2 separate regions of the Homo sapiens genome follow, and region 1 is linked to region 2. A link is a contact called in ENCODE Hi-C or POLR2A ChIA-PET data. All regions are on one chromosome and are shown on one strand. Each heading gives the region's core, a stretch centred on a gene start or an enhancer-like site at or near the end of the contact. The rest is flanking DNA. Distances are from core to core; before and after follow the strand shown. Region 1 holds the start of B4GALT5 (beta-1,4-galactosyltransferase 5). Region 2 holds the start of PREX1 (phosphatidylinositol-3,4,5-trisphosphate dependent Rac exchange factor 1).

Region 1 (5,034 bases), core at 1,447-3,946, 890 kb after region 2:
AGTAGAATTCCCCTTCAGAAGGCTTACATTCAAGGGGATACAGTACTAATGAAAATGTAAGTGCTCTGCCTCTTTTTCAGCTATCAGTGATATAGGATTCTAGGCATGGCAGTAGCACATCGCTTTACACAGGGGTTCCACTGACCTAAAAATCTACTGTTGAGGAATCTTAATTAAATTGATAAGTTCCATTTCTGTTGAAGAATCTGGCTTCTAACCTTTCTATCAAAAGGGTGATTACCATCCCAGTGGGATATAGTTTTCCATTTAGATATAGCTGATTTATGGACTCAGACCAGAAGTACCTGTCACTTTCACAAAAGGAGAAAAAAAGGATTATGGCTCTAAGACTGCCTCTAGGTCCAAATCCCATCTTTTCACACCCATTTTTATTAGAGTCTAATAGCCAACATGCTAATGAACTCTTTTCTCAGTTAATTCCACTAATTAGTTATCTCTTCTTGTTCTGCCAGAATCCCAACCCTTTTACAATCTACTCATCAAATCCATCAGGCCACATATTATGCCTTCCTAGAGGAACACTTTTCGTGATGACACTTTGTAAACAAGGCAATCTGATGCTGCCTGTTCTATCTTCCCAGATCTAGTTGATAGTTCAAAACATCAACATTAACCACAAGTAAAATATGCTTAAAAAATAATCAGGAGACGATCTCCTGCTCTATCTGGAAATTTCTCTATTCAGCTAGTTCTGCGTTGACAGGTCAACAGAGAATGGCACTAGTTATTGCTACAATCCTAAAAGGCATTTCCCTACAGCTAAACCATCAACCCTTTCCTAAAATCCATATAATCCAAAATTTTTCTAGCAGAATTTACTCTCCCTGCCCCTACCCCAGCAGCATCTTCTGATCATTTTTCACCATAAACTGAGGTTTCCTCATAGTGATGCCAAGTCAGGCAAACACATTCCTTAAGCGTTCCACCTAACTCCCTTCTTCCTGGAAGTTACATGTAATAGCTGCCTTTATTTACTTATTTTTAAAACTCTTCAAGCACCAGGTACAGTGGTAAGTGCTTTTAAAGAACATGTATCTACTTCCATCCTTAACACTGTATGAGATTGGGACTCACATTCCCATTTTACAGAGGAGAAATGCAAAGGCTTAGTAACCTGCCCAAGGTCATACAGGGCAGAGATTGGAATCCAAGTCTGACCTCTGTGTCCTCCGCTCTTAACCTTCATGCTGTCTTTCCTTCTGATCTCTTCCTGTCCTAACTGGTGCCCTGTGGTCTTATAAAAGACTATGCTTGGGGCAGGCGGGGGAGGGGTGGGAGGGTCAGTTTCTCCAGAGACCGCCTTTCCTTTAAAGGATAAGACTTTGAAAAGAAGGAGTACCCATTACATCTTTCCTCCATGCTCCCCCTTCTCACCTGGTACCATTTCCCAAAGGCCCCAATCATATCCCCTTCTCTACGGACAATTTAAACTTCTCCTTTGTCCGCAGAGCAGGCACTATCCAATACTGAAGAACCACACCATCTACCCTCAAGGCTAGGAGAGGGCAGAAGTGGAAGAAAGAACACAGACAGCACCCCTTCCCCAGGTCTTCAGTTGAGAAAGAAGCTGTGGCTGAAAGTCTGGGGGGCTGGGGGCAAAGGTGACAAGGATGTGCCCTTGTGGGTACGCGAGGTGGGGGGGGGGGAGATGGGGAAGAGGCATGGGACGCTCAGGGGATTAGCAGGAGATTGAATGGGGGTGGACCTCTGTAAGGGGAAGGGGGGTGCCACCGGCAGGCAGAGAGATCAGGCCACTGAAGAGGTGAACGTGAGTTAGGGAGGAGGACCTGGAGGTGGATGTAATAGGGGAAGTAGAGGAAGAAAGGGGAGGGAGGGGGCTCACGGGAGCAGGAAACGATGGAGTCATGGGGAGTGGGGGAGGATGGATGGGAGCTAGAAGGTGGGGCGGCCTGGGACCCGGGCACATGGGCTCGGCGAAGAGCGGGCGCGCCGCGGGGGACTGGGGTGCGGGGAATGCCGGGAATGGGGGTTCGAGGAGACCCCGGGGAAGGGAAGGGGAAGCGGGAGTTCTCGAGCAGAGGAGCGGGAAGTGGGAGTTCCAGCGAGGCAAGAGCGGGAAGGGGGTTCCGGAGCAAGGGGCGGGCGTGAAGGTACAGTCGGGTTCGCGAGGGTGGCGTTAGGAGGGGCGGGGTGGGCCGGAGGCTGGCGCGGGAGAGGGATCCCGGGCGCCTGTTGGGGTGCGGAGGGCAGGAATGTCCTGGCGTCCCCGAGAGCCGGGCCAGGACTCCGGAGTCTTCGGAGGACCAGGCTCAGGGCCGCCTCCCGGCCGGGGCCCCTTAGGGAGGGGCGGGGATTCCCCGGGTCCCTCAAGGCCAGAGCGGCAGCCGCCGCGGTCCCAAGCCCCCTTCCTACCTATGCCGGGCGCCACATAGACGAAGTACAGCAGCGAGGACGAGAGAGAAAAGAAGAAGAGCGCGGCGAGCAGCGAGCGGCGCGGCAGCCGCAGCAGCCCCCGGCGGGCGCGCATGCTGCAGCCAGGCGGCCGCTAGAGAGCCAGGCCGGGCCTGCTCCCGCAGCTCCCCGTCCGCCGCCTCCTGGGCCGCCGCCGCCACCGCCTGGGCCTCGGCCACCGCCTCCCGGGCCTCGCGGGCCGCCACTCGCCGCCGCCGCCGCCTCGCCGCTCCCAGCCGCCGGCCGTCGCGGGCCGGGCCACATGAAGCGGGCGGGGGCCAGAGCGGCCCCGAGCGGGCGCAGCGGCGGGGGCGGAGGCGGGGCGCACGCGCGGGAGGCGGGGCCAGTGCCGCCGGGCACCGTCGCAAAAGACCCGCGCGCTTGCGCTCGCCGCCGACCCTCGCTCGGCGCCCACAGCAGCCCGCATGGAGTAATCGCCAAATGGCGACAGACCCTCTCCCAGTGCGGCCACCGCCCAGGCTTTCGGGGAATGTCTCCCAAGTGCTCCGCGCTAGCTCGTCCCCCATCTCGGGGGCCAAGGGGCCATCTACAAAGTCTGACTCATCTCGTTGCCCACTGCAGCAGAAGAGTGGGGACTGCAAGGCTTGGGGGTTCGGCCTGGTATACACCCTCATTCATTCATTCATTCATTCATTCAATTCACCATTTATTTATTGAATGCCAGACACAGTTGTTGGCGCTGGGCATGCTACAGAGAAAAAAAACGATAAAAATCTCTGTCTACTTGAAACTTACATTATGTGAGAGATAAAAGAAACAAATCAGCTAGTAATATCAGGTACTGGTAACACATATGAATACGATAAAACAGGAGGATGTATTGCAGGCAGGCTGGAGTGGTCAAGGAAGGCCTCACTGAGCAGTGACACGAACTGAGATATAAAAGGGTGAGAAAGCGCCAGCTTTTTTGAATAAGCTGGGGAAAAAGCAGTCATACCAGGGGGAACAGCAGGTGTAAAGGCCCTGAGGTAGGAAAAGGGCTGATCTGCCCCCGAGTTGAATCCAAGGCCAACATGGATAAAATCCAGTGAAGTAGGGGGGGAAATAGGGATGAGCTTGGAGCTGTAGTCAGGGATCCTACTGTATCAGAAATAGCATAATGATAACAATTGTCAATGTCTCTAGACTTCTGCTGAGAAACATGGACTTCACTCATGCCATGAAATTCCCCCACCAGTCTTGAGATGTGTGCTGTTATTATTACTATCATACAAATGAGGAAACTGAGGTTTCTAGATGGAAAGGCAATTCACCCAAGCCTTGCAGTAAGGGCTTAAATCAAAACTGGCCTGTCTCCCATGTCAGGCCCTTGACCTCTAGGTTGTAACTGTCTCAGCAGTCTGTATGACCTCTAATTCTTATCCTGCAGGCAAATCGGTATCCTATCCCCATCACCTGGGTATGGGACCATATCCAAAAAAATGCTTTCAGATCAGCATCAGCTCAAAGGACCTCAGAAGGCAATGAACAGTCCTAGAAATTTATGGCAAGAAGCAGTAGCCTCAAGGAGCTGGACTGAGGAGGCCAGTGTCCCTGTGTAGACATATCTGAAACTAGGGTACTGTCTTGGAATGCCAGAAGCAGTGGGGAGGGGAGAGGACTTTGCAGGGATTCTGTGAGAATCAACAATAATTCTGATTTATATTCCTAAAGTGATTTCTACTTTTTACAGTGTTTCTTTGATCCTTTAAGTGGGGAGTCTAGAGCCACACTGCCCAGGTTCTCTGACTCCCAGCTTTTCCATTGTTAGCTGTGTGACCTCACGCAAGTTAAACTCTCTGTGCCTCGGTAAAATGGAGGAGGTTATTAGCAACCTCATCAGGTTGTTGCGAGGATTTAAGTAATACATGCAAAGTGCACATAGTAAGAGTGCTTAGCTGTCACCTAATTCAATACCCCTGGAGAATGGTATGGTGGAAGAGAAGAGGCTTAAACGATCAAAAAGGAAAGCAGAGAATTTTGACTCAGATAGATGTGAGTTCAAATCTCGGCTTGGCATCTCCTGGCTGTGTGACTCTGGGAAAGTCACTTACCTCTCTGAGCTTCTCTATTCATCACCTGTGAATCGGACCCAGTGCTGCCCACCCCACGGGGATGTGATGTGGATTCGATGAAATAGTGCAGGTAAGGCCCTGGACCAGAAATCCCAGACTAGCCGGAATCATCTAACTTGCAAATAGTTTTTGTTGGCCCACACAATGGCCCCTCCCAACCCTCGTATCTATGAAACATTTTCAAACATACAGAAAAGTTGAAAGAATAGTACAAGAAACATCTGTACACTCCCCACCTGGATTTGATCATTGTTATCATTTTTCCACATGTATGTATCTATATTCATATGTTGAAAATTTTTATTTTTTGCTAAATATTTAAAGGTAGGCTGGGCGATTACACCTGTAATCCCAGCACTTTGGGAGGCAAAGGCAGATGGATCGCTTGAGCTCAGGAGTTTGAGATCAGTCTGGCCAACATGGCAAAACTCCATTTCCACAAAAAATACAAAAGAATTAGCTGGGCGTGATGACGTGTGCCTATAGTCCCAGCTACTTGGGAGGCTGAGGTGGGAGGATCTCTTAA
Region 2 (4,744 bases), core at 512-3,011:
CCTAGAGCAGAGAAGGGGAGTAAATGAGGCCCCAGCAGGAGGCATGGAGATTAAAGACTTTAGAGTCTCCTAACTTCCATCCAAGGCTCTGCCCCGTCCCACCCCCTCCACCCGCTGGCCACTTTTCTCACTTCCTAGGAGAGTAGGGAAGTGGCCCCTTCCTCCCTCTCACAGAAAAAAAGCAAAAGAAAAATGCAGCATAGAATAGGGGTTTAGAACACCAGCTGGGATAGTCCCGGTTCAAAGCCCAGTACCCCCACTTAATCAGCTGTGCGATCCCAGACAAGCTACCCGGCCCCTCTGGAGCTAAACTTTCCCAATCTTAAAAACGGAGGAGGCAGGACCCAGTAGCTCACGCCTGTAATCCCTGCACTTTGGAGGCCGAGGTCGGCGGATCACTTGAGGCCAGGAGTCCAAGACCAGCATGGCCAACATGGTGAAATCCCCTCTCTGATAAAAATACAAAAATTAGTCGGCCGTGGTGGCTGGCGCGTGCCTGTAATCCCAGCTACTCGGGAGGCTGAGGCAAGAGAATTGCTTGAACCCGGGAGGCGGAGGTTGCAGTGAACCGAGATTGCGCCACTGTACTCCAGCCTGGGTGACTGAGGGAGACTCCGTCTCAAAAAAAAATTTTTTTAATTAAAAATGGGGGAAATACTCGTCCCTACTTCATAGACCGCCTGTGAAGGTTAAACCTGCTAATTAATGACACATGTAAGGTGTCTGGCACATAGTAAGTGGTCGGTTGTTATTTTACAAAGTCTGAGGCCGTGGTTTTGCACTTGGAGATGGGGAGTTGGTGGGGGTGGATGCAGTTAGGGAGCCTGGACTGCCGAGTTTTGAGTTCGAAACCCACTCTCCCCGAACTCCAGCAAAAACCTGTGCATGGGGGATTCTACCCTGGGGTTCTGTCAATCCCCGCCCCTCCTCTGAGCTTCAGGTTTTATCCTACTCCATCAACGCGCAGGGACGTTGGGCTCTGGGGCTCCTACGGTATGTCCTAGATGAGTGGTGCACCGGGCGCGTAGTTATTCCTGGGAAAAAGACGCAGGAGCGCCAGCTCCCGGCGCCGCCGGGGTCCCCAAGCCCCTGCATCGCGGATGTAACTAATTTTAAAACTATTTGAAAGGCGGGGACGGGGAAGAAAAGACAAAAGGGCAGCGCGCGCCGCGGGGAAGTGGAGTGCGGGAGAGCCCCGGTCGGAGCAGGACCGTGCGCCGGCCAGGGAGGGAGGCGACGCGACAGCTCTGGAGGAGCTCGGATCCCCCCCGCTTTCCGCGCGCCCTGCGGGGCGCCCCCGAGGCAATTCTCCACCCACGGGGACCACGGCCACAGGTTGTGGGGACCGCAGCGGGGCGAGCGGCTGGAGGGAAAGCTGTCCCCAAGCTCCCGAGCGACACTCACCGACTGCAAGAAGCGCAAGGTGCCCACGTAGTCCCTCTCGGTGCCCAAGATCTCGTTGAGGACGCAGAGGCGGAGGCGCAGCTGGCGCTCGGACTCCCGGGCGGCCGCGCACGGGCCGGGGCCGGAGCTGGGCGCCGCGGCGCCAGGGGCCCGGGGGTCCGGGTGGGCGCAGTCCCCGGCCCCGTCGCCGCCGGGCTCGCTGCCGCTGGGCGCCTCCATTCTAGCGCGGCCGCGCGGCGCCGGCTCCTTCCGTCGCGCCGAGCGGCAACTCAGGCGTCCAGGCGCCCCATCCCGGACGGGGCGCGCCGGCGGGCCGGGCTCAGCGGCGGGCCGGGCTCCCGGCGCGGCGGGCGGGACTGGGGGCCGGGCGGCTGGGCCGGGGGCGGAGGCAGCGCGCGGGGGCCGGGCGAGGGGCGGGAGGGGGCGGCCCTCGGGGCTCCCAGACGGCTGGCCCCCCGCCCCCGCGCCAGGGACCGTCTGCCAAGTGCCACGCCGCGCTCGGCCGCAGAGGCGCTCTGCGCGTGCACGGGGCCCCTGGGGACGCGGCGCGGCGCTCGGCGCCTCCGTCGGAAGCTCGGGGGTCGGGCGGGAGCCTCCGGAAGGGCCCCGCGGAGCCGGGAGTCCGAGGCCGCGCGCACGCCGAACCGAGCGTACCAACTCCGCGCCCGGACGCGTGGCGCCCCCCCAACCCGCAGTCACCGCGGGCTACGCCACTCCCACCCGGCACACGCGACACCCGCCGCGCGCAGGCTCCTGCTTGCAGGTCCGGCCGCTGCTCGGGCCAAGTAAACACCGGGCTGGGAAAGCTCGCTGCGGAGCCGCTCGGGGGCAAGCCAGCCCCGCCACGCGCGCCTCCGCGGCCCCGGGAAGTCAGGGGCGACCGCTGCCTGGGCAGTGACGGCCCCTCTCTGGGCAGTGACGGCCCCTCCCGGGAACGCCGGGCCCTCGCGGTGCCCTCGGTGCTACCACGACCTTGGGAAGGAACATGCGTGGCGCGCGCTCGCTCTCACTTTTCTCTTTCCCGTTTCCTTTCCCATCTCTCTCTTTCCTTCCTTCCTTTTCTTTCTGAACTTCTTTGCCCCCTGACCCTGCCCTTTCCACCTTTCCCAGAAGAAATTATTACCTGCTCTTGAGTTATTGATCAAGTGGCAGGTACCCTGCCTGCTCCCCCTTCCATCCACCCACCCCATGGGATAAGGCCTTGGGAAACCCAGCTTCTTGTCAGGTTGCTCTGGGCAATGTTGATCATCACCCGCCTTATCGGAAGGTATGGAGAGGGGAGGAAGTTCTGGGGCCTAGAGTCAGCTGCTCAGGTTCAAATCCTAGCTCCCCACTTGCTGGCCGGGTGGCCTTGGGCTGGTTTCCTTGCTTCAAGATCCTCAGTGTTTTCATCAGTATAACGGGAACGATCATGGTACCTAGCTCCAAGGTCCTCCCCGGGGTTCCATGGGAAGTACTTAGCACCTAGAAAGTTCTCTGTAAATGTTTGTTCTTACTATTATTGCATGTGTGAAGCCCAACACCTAGAAAGTTCTCTGTAAATGTTTGTTCTTACTATTATTGCATGTGTGAACGGCCCTCTAAGCCTGGCCCCACTCTCAAATGGCCCATACAATCCCTAATCACCCGTGTTTCCGGACCAGAGATTGTATCGTCTCTGCAGGGGATAAAGTGATCCACATAGTATCCGCCTCTAGACTGTAGTCATTTTATGGACAGAAACATTGCTTATTTATTCCTGTTCCAAAAGCCTAGGATTTTCCTCCCATTGGCCTCTCAATACTGTAAGTGCCTAAGGACACAGGGAGAGAATGGGGTGGCTTCTGCCCTCTCTGACTTCTTTCTTTGGGATCATGGGCAAGGTAGCATTTGATCTGGGCCTTGGGCTGAGTGAAGTTCCCCTGGGCAGGGAGTAAAGGACATGAGATAGGTGAGCCTGTCACGCTTGGGTAGTGGAGTCAATTGTGTCCAAAGGTAGCTGGTTTTTTATTTATATTTTTATTCCTAATAAAGGCCTCTGGAGTATCTCTGCTTTGTGACTTTAAACTGTTCACGGTACCTTTCTGAGCCTCCGTTTCCTCATCTTTAAATTAATTCTGTCTACCACGAGGGGAGAACATGGCTGGAACATAATGGACCATGGAATGAAGCGGGCTTGCATTTGTATCCCAGTCCAAATCCAACTGGCAGGGTAACCTTGGCCAAGACACGTTATTTCTCTGGGCCTCAGTCGTCTAATCTGTAAAAGGGGAGTCTTTGTGAGAGCGAATTCTATGCAATACAGACTTTCTCAACCTTGGGACTATTGACATTTGGAGTCACATAACTCTTTGTTGGGGGAGGGGCGTGTCCTGTGCATTTCAGGACATTTAGCCGCGTCCCCTACCCACTAGATGCCAGTAGCACTCCCTCCCCAATCTGAGAATCAAAAATGTCTCCAGGCTGGGCACAGTGGCTCCGGCCTCTAATCCCAGAATTTTAGGAGGTCCAAGTGGGAGGATTGTTTGATCCCAGAAGTTCAAGACCAGCCTGGGCAACATAGCAAGACCCTGTCTCTACAAAAAAATTTTAAAAATTAGCTGGGCATGGTGGCACACACCTGTAGTACCAGCTGCTGGGCTGAGGTGGGGAGCTTGCTTGAGCCCAGGAGGTCAGGGCTGCAAGTAAGCTGTGATCACACCACTGCACTCCAACCTGGACAACAGAGTAAGCCTTGCCTCAAAAATAAACAGAAAAAGTGTCTCCAGACATTGCCAGATATCCCTGGGGACAGAATTGCCCCCTGTTGAGAACCACTGATGTAAAGTACCTGACACACATAGCTGGCACAGAGTAGGTGCTCAACAAATGTTAGTTCCCTTCTCAGCCCATGACCAAGGAAGGTTAGCCTCAAGTTTACACACAAATCCCACATTTCACCCAAGAATTGGCCCACACTGCCAAAAAACATTTCCACGTTGTGGATGGGTCCCATCTCTGGCCCACCCCAATGTTTTATACATCGTTACTTCCTCAGATTCTGCTGGGATCTTTTTCCCCTTCCATCCCCATCCCCAGTGGTAATGATGACACTAAAAGATAATACAGCGTTTAGTAACATACTTAAGCTCTCTGTGCCTTGCTTTCCTCATCTGTGAACTAAGAATAATATCAGTACCTACATCATAAAGTCGTTGCAAGGTTCCTGAGTGCATACATGGAGGGTGCTTAGAGCACACAGTAGGTGCTCAATAAGTGAAGTCTTTTACAATGCGTGGATTGAGTGCTGAATCTAATAGGATGCATTTGGCTGCAAGGAGAAGAAAACTGGGCTATTGATAGCTTAAAGCATAAGGACATT

Evidence for each region. A loop is a pair of places that touch in the nucleus more often than their neighbours do. ChIA-PET counts read pairs that join two places held with the same protein, here RNA polymerase II (POLR2A). Pooled maps may share reads with other maps.
Region 1: a loop to region 2 is called in a map of CD8-positive, alpha-beta T cell, with 16 times the contacts of the local background. The contact joins the promoter of B4GALT5 here to the promoter of PREX1 in region 2. A Hi-C loop is called at or near these places in 4 of 168 maps with a recorded cell type or tissue (CD4-positive, alpha-beta T cell, CD8-positive, alpha-beta T cell and naive thymus-derived CD4-positive, alpha-beta T cell), 1 of 37 single-sample maps with no recorded cell type and 10 of 50 pooled maps. POLR2A ChIA-PET finds 5 or more read pairs at or near these places in 1 of 52 experiments (OCI-LY7).

The regions. Positions count from the first base shown.
Region 1 is chr20:49,711,182-49,716,215 of GRCh38, forward strand. B4GALT5 (beta-1,4-galactosyltransferase 5) reads right to left here and starts at 2,697. Exons shown (of 9, transcript NM_004776.4): 1 at 2,395-2,697. The coding sequence starts at 2,509. RefSeq lists silencers at 2,170-2,289, 2,580-2,909.
Region 2 is chr20:48,826,238-48,830,981 of GRCh38, forward strand. PREX1 (phosphatidylinositol-3,4,5-trisphosphate dependent Rac exchange factor 1) reads right to left here and starts at 1,762. Exons shown (of 40, transcript NM_020820.4): 1 at 1,405-1,762. The coding sequence starts at 1,623. RefSeq lists silencers at 1,256-1,325, 1,736-2,415.